2 separate regions of the Homo sapiens genome follow, and region 2 is linked to region 1. The links are chromatin contacts, found by Hi-C or POLR2A ChIA-PET in ENCODE. All regions are on one chromosome and are shown on one strand. Each heading gives the region's core, a stretch centred on a gene start or an enhancer-like site at or near the end of the contact. The rest is flanking DNA. Distances are from core to core; before and after follow the strand shown.

Region 1 (5,435 bases), core at 2,500-4,999:
AGAATCACACCTACTTTGCTGTTAGCCCATAAGCCAACATTCGCAAACTTGCATTGATACTGCAAAGCCCATATTTTAAAAATCTGACTGTGAAAAGTTGCATTTTGCACTGATTTTTTCCCTTTTTGGTCTCACAGGAAGGTGACTTAGAATTCTAGCTAACGATATTAAAAACCACTTTCCAGTTCTTCCAAGCAGTGAGGGACATGGCAGCAACAAGCAAGAAACCAGAATCACATTCACTTTGATCCATCCACCCACCACATTCACTAGATTGAATCCTTCCACCAACTTTGAATGCACCTTGATCCTTAGAAATGCATTGGAAATATGCCACAGCGTGATTCTCAGCACAGATCATGCAAGATTATGAGGCTAAAGCTATGAGATCAACTCCAGAAACCAAAGGTTGAAACCCAAAGTCTGCACCCCTGTCATTACCTCTTGCATGACATGACCTTTTTAACAAATCTCTGAATCTGTTGTCACATCCATTCTGTCATTCAGTCAAGTAAGGAGTGCTGGGAGGAGAGGACAGACTCTAGGTGGAGTCAAAAAAAAAAAAAAAAAAAAGAGTCAAAAGTATTATTCAGAACATACAAACTAGAGAGTTTGCATGCCACCTTCTGTTAATGAGGTATCTTTCACAAAACATGCTTTTGTTTTTTAGAGACAGAGTCTCCCTCAGTTGCTCAGTCTGGAGTACAGTGGCACAATCATAGCCTGCTGCAGCCTCCAACTCCTGTGCTCAAGCAAGCCTCCTGCCTCAGCCTCCCGAGTAGCTGGGACTATAGGCGAGCACCACCATGCCTGGCTAATTTTTAAAAAGAAACAGGGGTCTTGTTATGTTGCCCAGGCTAGTCTGGAACTCCTGGACTCAAGTGATCCTCCCATTTCGGCCTCCTAAAGTGTTGGGATTACAGATGTGAGCTACCTCGCCCACTGACAAAACATGTTTTATTGGAGAAGGCTAAAGCACACCTCCTCAGAACTGGGACTCCAGTGGGGTTTCAGACTGTTCATAGGTTAGTATGCCTATCAAGAGTAATTGATTTATTTTAATGTGGTTGTTTTAGCTACTTGACTGTGAATTGGAGGGAATTTGGATGGAGGTGTTGTGGACCTGAATCATACAATATGGTGGCATCATTGGTGAGGTTTTCAAAACACTGGCATGACCTGCTATGTCCAGGATCTATCATTGCAGGCTAATTTAGATACAGTTCAAAGCAAGGGATGATGCCCTGTATTCAGTAGAATAATACGTTAGGTCAAAATTTGGGCTTTTTTGAATCCTTATGCTAATGGTTGAAGGTGTCCAGGTTCTCGGCGTCTTGATCAAAGATTTGGACAAAAGGCACAAACAAAGCAAGAAGAGAATGAAATAACAAAAGCAGAGATTTATTGAAAACAAAAGTACGCTCCAGAGGGTGGGAGTGGGCCCGAGCATAGGGGCTCAATAGCCCCATTACAGAATTTTCTGGGGTTTAAATATCCTCTAGAGGTTTCCATTGGTTACTTGGTGTATGCCCTATGTAAATGGAGAGGATATTTCCTATCATAGCTGAAGTGTTTCCATTTGATTTAGTCCTAGGAAGTCAGTGTGAATTGGCCTTATGTTCCTGCCTCCAGACCCTATTCTCCTGCCTCACTTTTAGCCTATGAAGATTTAAATCCCTCAAGGTCCCACTATTTTTTTCTGGCAAATATATAAATAACGAGCCAGGCATGGTGGCTCACACCTGTAATCCCAGCACTTTGGGAGGACAAGGCAGGCTGATTACCTGAAGTCAGGAGTTTGAGACCAGCCTGGCCAACATGGTGAAACCCCGTCTGTACTAAAAATACAAAAATTAGCCACGTGTGGTAGCACATGCCTGTAATCCCAACTGCTCAGGAGGCTGAGGCAGGAGAACCACTTGAACCCGGGAGATGGAGGTTTCAGTGAGCCAAGATTGCACCACTGCACTCCAGCCTGGGTGACAGAGCAAGACTATGTCTCAAAAAATATATATATATTATATATATATTTATATAACTTTGCATCTTTAATTTTATTATGCTTTCTTTTCCAGTTGTTACATGTGAGCACTGTTCATATCTGTGAATGCTCATTTTATATTAAATGTTTAAAACTTAGTCTTTGATACCATATATTCTTTAATTAGATAAGACGTAAACACAGTTTTCATATATATACATTTTTTTCCTGAAGCCAATCTGTCCTATTAGTCAAGCAGCTCTTTTACTGAGTAGATGTCTACAGATAACATTACTTTAGAGCTGATGACGAGTATGATGCCCGTGCAGATATTTTTTGTTTGTCCTTAGAATGCCCTTTTGCTATTTCCATGGGAATGTGGTCATGCAATTAATTAGCCAATTTGAAAGTACTTCCTCTGACAAGCTAGCCACCTTTTTAGTAAGAGTGTAAATGAGCAATCCAAGGGACAGGTATTCAATTCACTAATTAATTTAAATGCAAAACCAAAGACTTCCAGGGATCATATTTCTTTCGTAAAGCAAATAGACATTTTATCATTAATAGTTACATTGTGGCCATTCATTTAATTGTAAATAGTGCCCAATATTAAGGGTAAATTCAAAAAACAACATTAGATATGAAATGCATTTGTATACTAGTGACTGAACATTTCCACCAATGGGTTTTCAGTGGCAATTTCCCCATGATATTATCAAAGAGATTTTGTTCTACAGTTTTAAGAGTGCTCTTGTATCTTTCTAAACCTCAAAAGAGAAAATATACGGTAGAATGCATCATGCATACTCATATCTTAGCCATATTGGTGGTTGACAAGAATGTCACTTGCCACTTAAGATGTCATCACACAGGAGGATAATGATTGCAACCTGTCCCCTCGCAAAGGAAGCATATCTGGGCTTGATAATATAGTCAAATAGATCCTATGTGATGGGAATTGAAGGCCACTGCAAAGCTCTCTGCCCCTAGAAGCGCCATTCCTACCGGCTTCCTATGGAACTGTCAGCCTCTCTATTTTGCCTTAAACACTTTTATGTGCATCATACTGTCCAATGAAACAGTAGTGACTGGTAAACTCTGCAAGTGGCATTGAATATATGGATCTGAAAGTCAGGATGGAGGTTCGAGTTGATGCTACCTATTCCAGATGAAAGACTTCCCAAGGAGGGTGGGCAAAGTGCAATGAGAAGATGTCAAGGTGGCGGCCTGAGGGATACTCATGTTCAGTGGCAAGAGGAAGAAGAGCCCGTGAAGGAAACGCACATAGATGGGCAGAGAGGGAGAGCACAGAGAGAGAAGAGGAGTGAATGGAACCACAAGAGGTAAGAAGCTGCTGGATCAGTGTTAGTGGTCCCAAGTGGGAAGTGGCTTGGGGTGGGGAGTGGAAGAAGGAGGAATAAGCTGGAATGTGTGGGTAGGCAGGGGACCTTAAGACCAATCCAAATGTTCTGCAAATGTTCTTAGGTCTGGGTCCGGGTCACCTTCACCAGAAGAACCTATTTCCCTTCCCAGGGGACAGACTCAGGAGGGTCTAGCCCACATACACAAACCAAGTTATATTTCAACTGGCAGAATCAGAGAAGCCTTCTCAGGAGGCATGGCCAGATGCCACGTTGCATGTGAGGTTAAATAGGAAATAACTCAGACTGCAAAGCCAAGTTTAGAATCAGAAAAACAACTAATCAGAGCAACAGCAGTGAGAACAATCTGTCCCGGAGCTGGAGCAGAGGCTGCCGGGCTCTGACAGTCACAGGCGCCGCCCTGCACAATGCAGCCATTATGACTGCCCGGCACCAACGTGGCTGAGCTCCAACCACAAGCCCTTTCATCCTGGAAGGTCTCTGTTAGGAAGCAGAGTCTGGTAAGTAGAGAGAAGTAGAAGTTTAAACGCAAATCAGTGAGTGAAAAAAAGGGAGAGAAATCAAAAGGTCCAAACTGAAAACCCAAATATTTCCTTAATTTCAAATTCTACAGTAAGTGGAGTAATATTATAAAATATTAGGGAACTCTGAAACAAAACTGCCATGCAAACAGAATATTTGCATATTTTGTCATCTAAGAGGGAGACGAGCATATCATAAATCATAAAAAATGATTTATGATATGCTACTTATACAGCAAAGAGTTTATTTTATTTTGAAATGGAGTCTCACTCTGTCGCCTAGACTGGAGTGTGTAGTGGTGTGATCTCAGCTGCAGCCTCCACCTCCCGGGTTCAAGTGATTCTCCTGCCTCATTCTCCCGAGCAGCTTGGATTACAGGCACCCGACACCATGCCTGGCTAATTTTTGTATTTTTAGTAGAGATGGGGGTTTCACCATGTTGGCCAGGATGGTCTCGAACTCCTAACCTCAGGTGATCCACCCGCCTCGGCCTCCCAAAGTGCTGGGATTACAGGTGTGAGCCACTGCACCTGGCCAAGAGTTGATTTTAAAGAATGGTATCCTCTCCTATGAACTAAGTTATAGGTTACATGATAAATTAATCAATATTTCTATAGAGATACACAAAGACATAATACTGATCATTTATTCATTTGTTCCTTTAACAAAAGTTGATTGATTGCCTACTTTGTGCTTGACATTTTGTCATGTGCTAGGCAGACAATAAGGAACCAGGCCCTTACAGGGTCCCTATGCTCACAGGGCAGCATTCCTTAGCAAGGGGAGAAAGACATCAGTCAAATAATCATACTAATAGTTGTAAAACTGAAGCCATATTGAAGGATATTTTATAGTAGGGAGACTTTCTAACTGCACCAGACCAATCTGGCTCAACTTTTACATAACAAAGTTGTGAGTTGTTTCTCTATTGCCAAGAGCCCCCGAGGTTGAAGCTTATGTAACCTGACCATGCCCAAGTGTGCAACCACAAGAACCTAAATGCTCAGCCTGAGGAGCAGAGACTGAATTAAGAAGCAGACACTGCACCAGGCACGGTGGCTTACATGTGTAATCCCAGCACTTTGGGAGGCTGAGGTGGGCGGATCATGAGATCAGGAGTTTGAGACCATCCTGGCCAATACAAAAATTAGCCAGGCATGGTGGTGCTCGCCTGTAGTCACAGCTACTCAGGAGGCTGAGGCAGAAGAATCGCTTGAACCCAGGAGGCGGAGGTTGCAGTGAGCCTAGATCGTGCCACTGCACTCCAGCCTGGGCAACAGAGCAAGACTCTATCTCAAAAAAAAAAAGCAGCAGCAGGCACCGCATGGCAGAATCCAGGATCCAACCAGATTGAGTGCGGTCATCACCTCATGGCAGGATCCAATCAGCTCATGCCTCCTGGCATCACCTCATTGTGAGATCCAATCAGATCACACCTCATTACCCTATGCTTATAAAACCTGCCTCAGCACCTAGCTCCAGGAGACAAACTTGAGCATTTCCTCCTGTCTCCTTGTGAGTTAAATGACAATAAAGCTTTTCTTTTCTCA
Region 2 (5,464 bases), core at 1,882-4,381, 220 kb after region 1:
TCCTCTCACTCTCACCTCCCACCTCAGTCTCTGGAATAACTGGGATTACAGGCACGTGCCATCATGCCTGGCTAAATTTTTTTTTTTTTTTTTTTTTTTTTTTTTTTGAGATGGAGCCTCACTCTGTCACCCAGGCTGGAGTGCAGTGGCACGATCTCAGCTCACTGCAACCTCTGCCTCCCGGGTTCATGCAATTCCCCTGCCTGAGCCTCCCAAGTGGCTGGGATTACAGGCACCCGCCACAACACCCAGCTAGTTTTTTTTTGTGTGTGTATTTTTATTAGAGATAGGGTTTCACCATGTTGGTCAGACTGGTCTCAAACTCCTGACCTCAAGTGACCTGCCCACTTTGGCCTCCCAAAGTGCTGAGTTTACAGGTGTGAGCCGCCGTGCCTGGCCGATGCCTGGCTAATTAAAAAAAAATTTTGTGGAGATGGGGTCTTCCTATGTTACCCAGGCTGTTTTTGAACTCCTGGCCCCACATAATCCCCACCCCTCGGCCTCTCAAAGCACTGGGATTACAGGTGTGAGTCACCGTGCCTGGCTAAAAAAGAAAATAACTTGTATTATAGTTAGACTCATGGTACTGTGTCCACATTACATATTTTGCCAAGAAGTTGAAATAATCTAGAGATCAAGGCAGATTATTGGCCTTGAGTTGTAACTACAGTGACCGCCTCTTTTGTCAGAAGCAGAGTAGGGTGTGTCCCATTCTCAGGACCAGCTCCTTGCCCTTTGTGACTTTTTATAATAATTCTCCCACAGTCAGGGCAAATCAGAAACTGGCCAAGAAGAGGGGACTCTCTCAACACAGGGAGCAAGCAGTTTCTCTCTGACTGGAGTGTGTAAAACACGCTCCACGTAACACAGAGCAGCTCTTAAATCACTTAGATTTTCCTCTTTATGATGCCATTGCAAATTAGCTATTTTTTGCATTTGTAATTAGAACAGATGGAGAGGCCGTAGTTGGGGAGATAAATTTGCAGCAGTAACCAGGGCTGCGGCGGCCAGCGGCTGCTCCGTACTCCCTGCTGTGAGTCATCCAAGCGCCTCCCAGGAAGCAAAGGCTGCAGGACCCCCTCCTGTCTTACTTCTTTCTCATTTGGGGAGACTCCTCCTTCCCACCTACTGCGGAAAAACATCAAAAGTAGAACCTACAATTCTCGCAAATCCCCTCAGCTCCCATCTTTATCTGGCACGAATCACACGATCTCTGTCCATCAGAAATAAACACTGGGCATCGGTTTAAGAGTCACTAAAATGAAGCATTTTCCTACAAGACCCAATCGTAAGTCAAGAAACGCTTCGGAGAGAGCTAAGGCTTATAGCTAATCCATCAACACCTCCTTTTGCCTGGAAAACAAGTTCCGAGGAAACAATTGGCAAGTGTGTCCAAGCACAATGTCTGCCGCATGGTAGGTGTTTAATAAATACTCATGAGAGGATGCTTGGCTGGGAGGATAAAATATATAGAAGTCGAAAGGTCATTTTGTTGGATGAAAGGTCGTTTTCTTGGATGAAGCTATTTCTGGAGAAGCTAATCAGTCCAGGGATCCTGCCATCCTCAGCCGAGCCCCGGGGCCAGGCGAGACAGGTGGGCTGTCCCTGGAAGGTTCTGCTGTCGCTACCCCGATCCGGGCTGGACAATGGGGTACCCCTTTTCTTTCCCAGAGTGTCTGATCTGCTCTGAGAGCATGTCCAGCTGCAACCAAGAAATTGGAAGGCTTCAGCACATGAAAGGTGAACTTTCCAAAAGCCTTGGCTTCTTTCTCAACCGCGCAGGAAGAGGTTTATGTTTGGGATATTGGATAGCAGTTCGGGCCCGGTTAACACAGCTCTCCCACCACAAATCACCCCACTGCATTCTCAGATGACACTGGCCATATAAGCGCCGCTGCGTTTGCAAGACAGTCTTTTGCTGAAATGTAAAACGAGGCTGGGGAACTGGATATAAGACATTGGCATGAGGATCTGGAACTGATCTGAGACCTACTTGGAATCCTGCTTTTGTTCTGCCTGCGTGAAAACATAATTTTGATTATATGGCATATGGATAATACCACACGGGCCCTAACTACCATTCCTGTCCAACTTCAACCAGTCTGCAAAAAGTTGCTGACAGCCAACAGCTGAAGGAAGATCTTTCCACTGGTTGCAGAGAGCAGGTGTTTGTATGGTGAGGTCTTAGATGGGGTAGGACACGTTATGCTGTCTTTGTAAACTAAAACCTTGCATTTGTCACCATGTAGAGAAAACAACATTAAAAGAAATGAGTTTCTAAGAAAGAACAAACCATTCTCTGGAATTGGGTGGAACTTTTTTTGGGGGGGTAGGATCTTGCTGTGTCACACAGGCTGGAGTGCAGTGGTGCAATCTTGCTCACTGCAACCTCTGCCTCCCAGGTTCAAGCAATTCTCCTACCTCAGCCTCCTGAGTAGCTGGGATTACAGGTGCACACCACCACATCTGGCTAATTTTTTGTTTTTGTTTTTGTTTGTTTGTTTTTTAGTAGAGACGGGGTTTCACCATGTTGCGTAGGCTGGTCTTGAACTCCTGACCTCAAGTGATCCACCTGCCTCAGCCTCCCAAAGTGCTGGGATTGCAAGTGTGAGCCACCATGCCCGGTCTGGTTGAAATTTCTTGAGTATTCACCACCATATCCAGCAAAGGAAAGGAAAAATTTCGGCTTGCTGCTTATCAGTTGCTATTTCTTTCTGGATAATCTCTTTCAGATAAATAACTGACGTGGCAGACTTCCTCCTTCCCTGCATGGCCTCCTACCCAATTTCTCCCCAAGATGGCATCTGGTGACTAGGGGTCTGTAGACTACCAGGCCCCACGAAGAGACCAGTGAGAGAGAACTGCTGGCATCTGGCCTTCCTTCAAGGAGGAAGGAAATACGATGTTGGTATCATAGTCCCAGCCATTTGCCTCTGTCCATAAATTCTGTGTGCTCTCCGGTTTCTCTGTTCTAACCCCAGGCTTCTGTCAGTCTGGTGACCCCCTCTCTAGGGGACACAGTAAGTTCTAGATTCCCTACAAACTCTACAAAGGATGTGAGAGCCAGGAGCAGTAACTGCCACAGGCCACTGGCCCAGACACTTCTCCCTGCCAAAGTTCTACGACAGCTCTCTGGCATGTGGAACTTGGCATGGAATGAAACGCAGGCATCACGTGGTGTCCTGGGAGGCTCAGAGCTGTTCTGCCGCAGGGAGATACAGAATGAGAAATGATTGGCCAGGAATTACCACCAGGCAGCTGATGACCCCTGAGTGGGCTTTCGCTCACCTTCCCTGAACCCCACCCCTCATACCCAGCTCTCTCTAACCCAAAGTTCAAGAGGAAATGGCCACACCCTCTCCTGGTATCAAACAGGCAGGTGCAAACTTGGAGCGCTGAGAAACACCAATTGCCCTCTGCAATTTAATGCACATTTAGCATAAAGCAGTGAAGGGCTTAGCTTTGGCTCCTGGGGCAGGAAACAAAATTTATGTAGCTAGATCATTTGCCTTTGGTGTATGCTTTATACTATTAATAAACTAGAATGGGCTCTGAGCTCTGTGCTCTCCAGTGATGTCTAGAAATATGTGGCCGAGGGTCACCGAGACCCTCTTCAGGTCCTGGTGCAGCCTTAAGATTTCCTACGATGATTTTACAGGCACTTTTAAATTGCCACAATTTAAGGTTACTATTTCAGTGTCTGGAAGGCACGATGTCTGGAATTCATAATCTTCCCAGGAAGCTGGGACAATATATAAAACAAAATTCACAGACGTTCCCTCTTAGGTGGTGGCATTTCAGGTGATTTTGTTTTTATCTTTGTGCCTTTCTATATTAAGTTTTCTGTATCAAATATTATTACACTGACATGTAGCAGAAAATGAAAACATTTTTTCTCTTGTTAATGTTTTCTTTATCTTTTTCTTTTTTTTTTTTTTTTTTGAGATAGAGTCTTGCTCTGTCGCCCAGGCTAGTGTGCGGTGGTGTGATCTCGGCTCACTGCAACCTCCGTCTCCCCGGTTCATGCGATTCTCCTGCCTCAGCCTGCCGAGTAGCTGGGATTACAGGCGCCCGCCACCATGCCCGGCTAAATTTTGTATTTTTAGTAGAGACAGGGTTTCACCGTGTTAGCCAGGCTGGTCTGGAACTCCTGACCTCGTGATCCACCCACCTAGGCCTCCCAAAATGCCGGGATTATAGGCGTGAGTCACTGTGCCTGGCCGACAATGTTTTCATAAAGATGTTGTTTATGTTTACATGGAGTGGGTTTATTATTATTGTTTCAAATGAATTAATAAATATTTAAATTACTTTGCTTTAATTTATAGTGCTGTAAATAGCAACACACAAAAACTGCAGAAATGATATTCTTTAGAATCTTCAATATTTAGAGAATAAAGGGGTCTGAGACCAAAAAATTTAAGAACAGTGATATAGAGGATTCAATAGGATTTGGAGACAGAGGATCTACATTCAAGTTCTAGTTCTGTCACTTAACTGACATTAATTTCTGTTAAGTAACTTAAGTGCAGTCTCTGAAGTCAGACTGTCTGGGTCCCTCATTTTAGCCTCGCTGTTTGCTGGCAGTGTGGCTTTGGGTGAACCATTTCGCTTCTGTCAATAGGGATGACAATAGCACCAGGTTGCTGCGTGCCTTAAATGACATTAGATTTCTAAATGCTGACACCTATTATTAGAACACAGTAAGAGCCCAGTAAATGTTAGCAATTATTATTAGTCTGAAACATTTTTAAGTGGGAAAAAGGTCCTTCCTTTTTTATTATCTCATGGTTCAAAATAATTAATAATAAAGTGTGATTCTTTTTTCTTTTCTTTAGAGTTGAGGTCTTGCTCTGTTGCCCAGGCTTTAGTGCAGCGGCACAACCACGGCTCACTGCAGCCTCGACCTCCCAGGCTCAAGCAATCTCCCTGCCTCAGCTTCCCTAGTACCTGGGAGTACAGGTGCGTGCCACCTCGCCTGGCTAGTTTTTTCGAAGTTTTTTTTGTAGAGATGGGGGTCTCACTATATCGTCCAGGCTGGTCTCAAACTCCTGGGCTCAAGCAATCCTCCCACCTCGGCCTCCCAAACTGTTGGAATTACAGGCGTGAGCCACTACGCCTGACCGGCAGTGTGATTCTAAAGGGCCGGAAGTGATGACCAAATCCACTTTCTCCACCCTCCCCTCCTGCTTCCACGGGGAGGTAGTGACATCAACACGTACCGTTTTTTTCTAGAAGGACGTGAGCAAGGCGAGTTGTGAATCGAAGGCAACAGGAAAAGTATGAAGTGGGCAAGTTGGCACAGGTGTGTGGGGAGACACTGGGGAGACCCAGATAGCCTCAGGCACACAGATGCCTAAGACCTCCTGGACCAGAGAGACTCCCAGCATCCCCCAGTTAAGCCCAAACCGGGCTCCTTCCCTGTCCCCCTATGTACCATAGGGTCCAAAAAGACACCGGTGTT

The links. A loop is a pair of places that touch in the nucleus more often than their neighbours do. ChIA-PET counts read pairs that join two places held with the same protein, here RNA polymerase II (POLR2A). Pooled maps may share reads with other maps.
Region 2: a map of cardiac septum shows a loop between it and region 1 (2.1-fold over the local background). The contact joins two enhancer-like sites. A Hi-C loop is called at or near these places in 1 of 168 maps with a recorded cell type or tissue (cardiac septum) and 8 of 50 pooled maps. POLR2A ChIA-PET finds 5 or more read pairs at or near these places in 1 of 52 experiments (A673).

The regions. Positions count from the first base shown.
Region 1 is chr10:22,845,887-22,851,321 of GRCh38, forward strand. No RefSeq gene overlaps it. Among named protein-coding and RNA genes, the nearest start is that of ARMC3, 79 kb to the right of the region's middle. Within about 2 kb of position 3,750, at least 21 of the 41 ENCODE cell types and tissues checked have a DNase peak (open chromatin) inside an H3K27ac peak, as active enhancers do.
Region 2 is chr10:23,062,565-23,068,028 of GRCh38, forward strand. The region is part of intron 2 of LOC107984215 (a long non-coding RNA gene); the gene reads right to left. Among named protein-coding and RNA genes, the nearest start is that of MSRB2, 30 kb to the right of the region's middle. Within about 2 kb of position 3,132, at least 9 of the 41 ENCODE cell types and tissues checked have a DNase peak (open chromatin) inside an H3K27ac peak, as active enhancers do.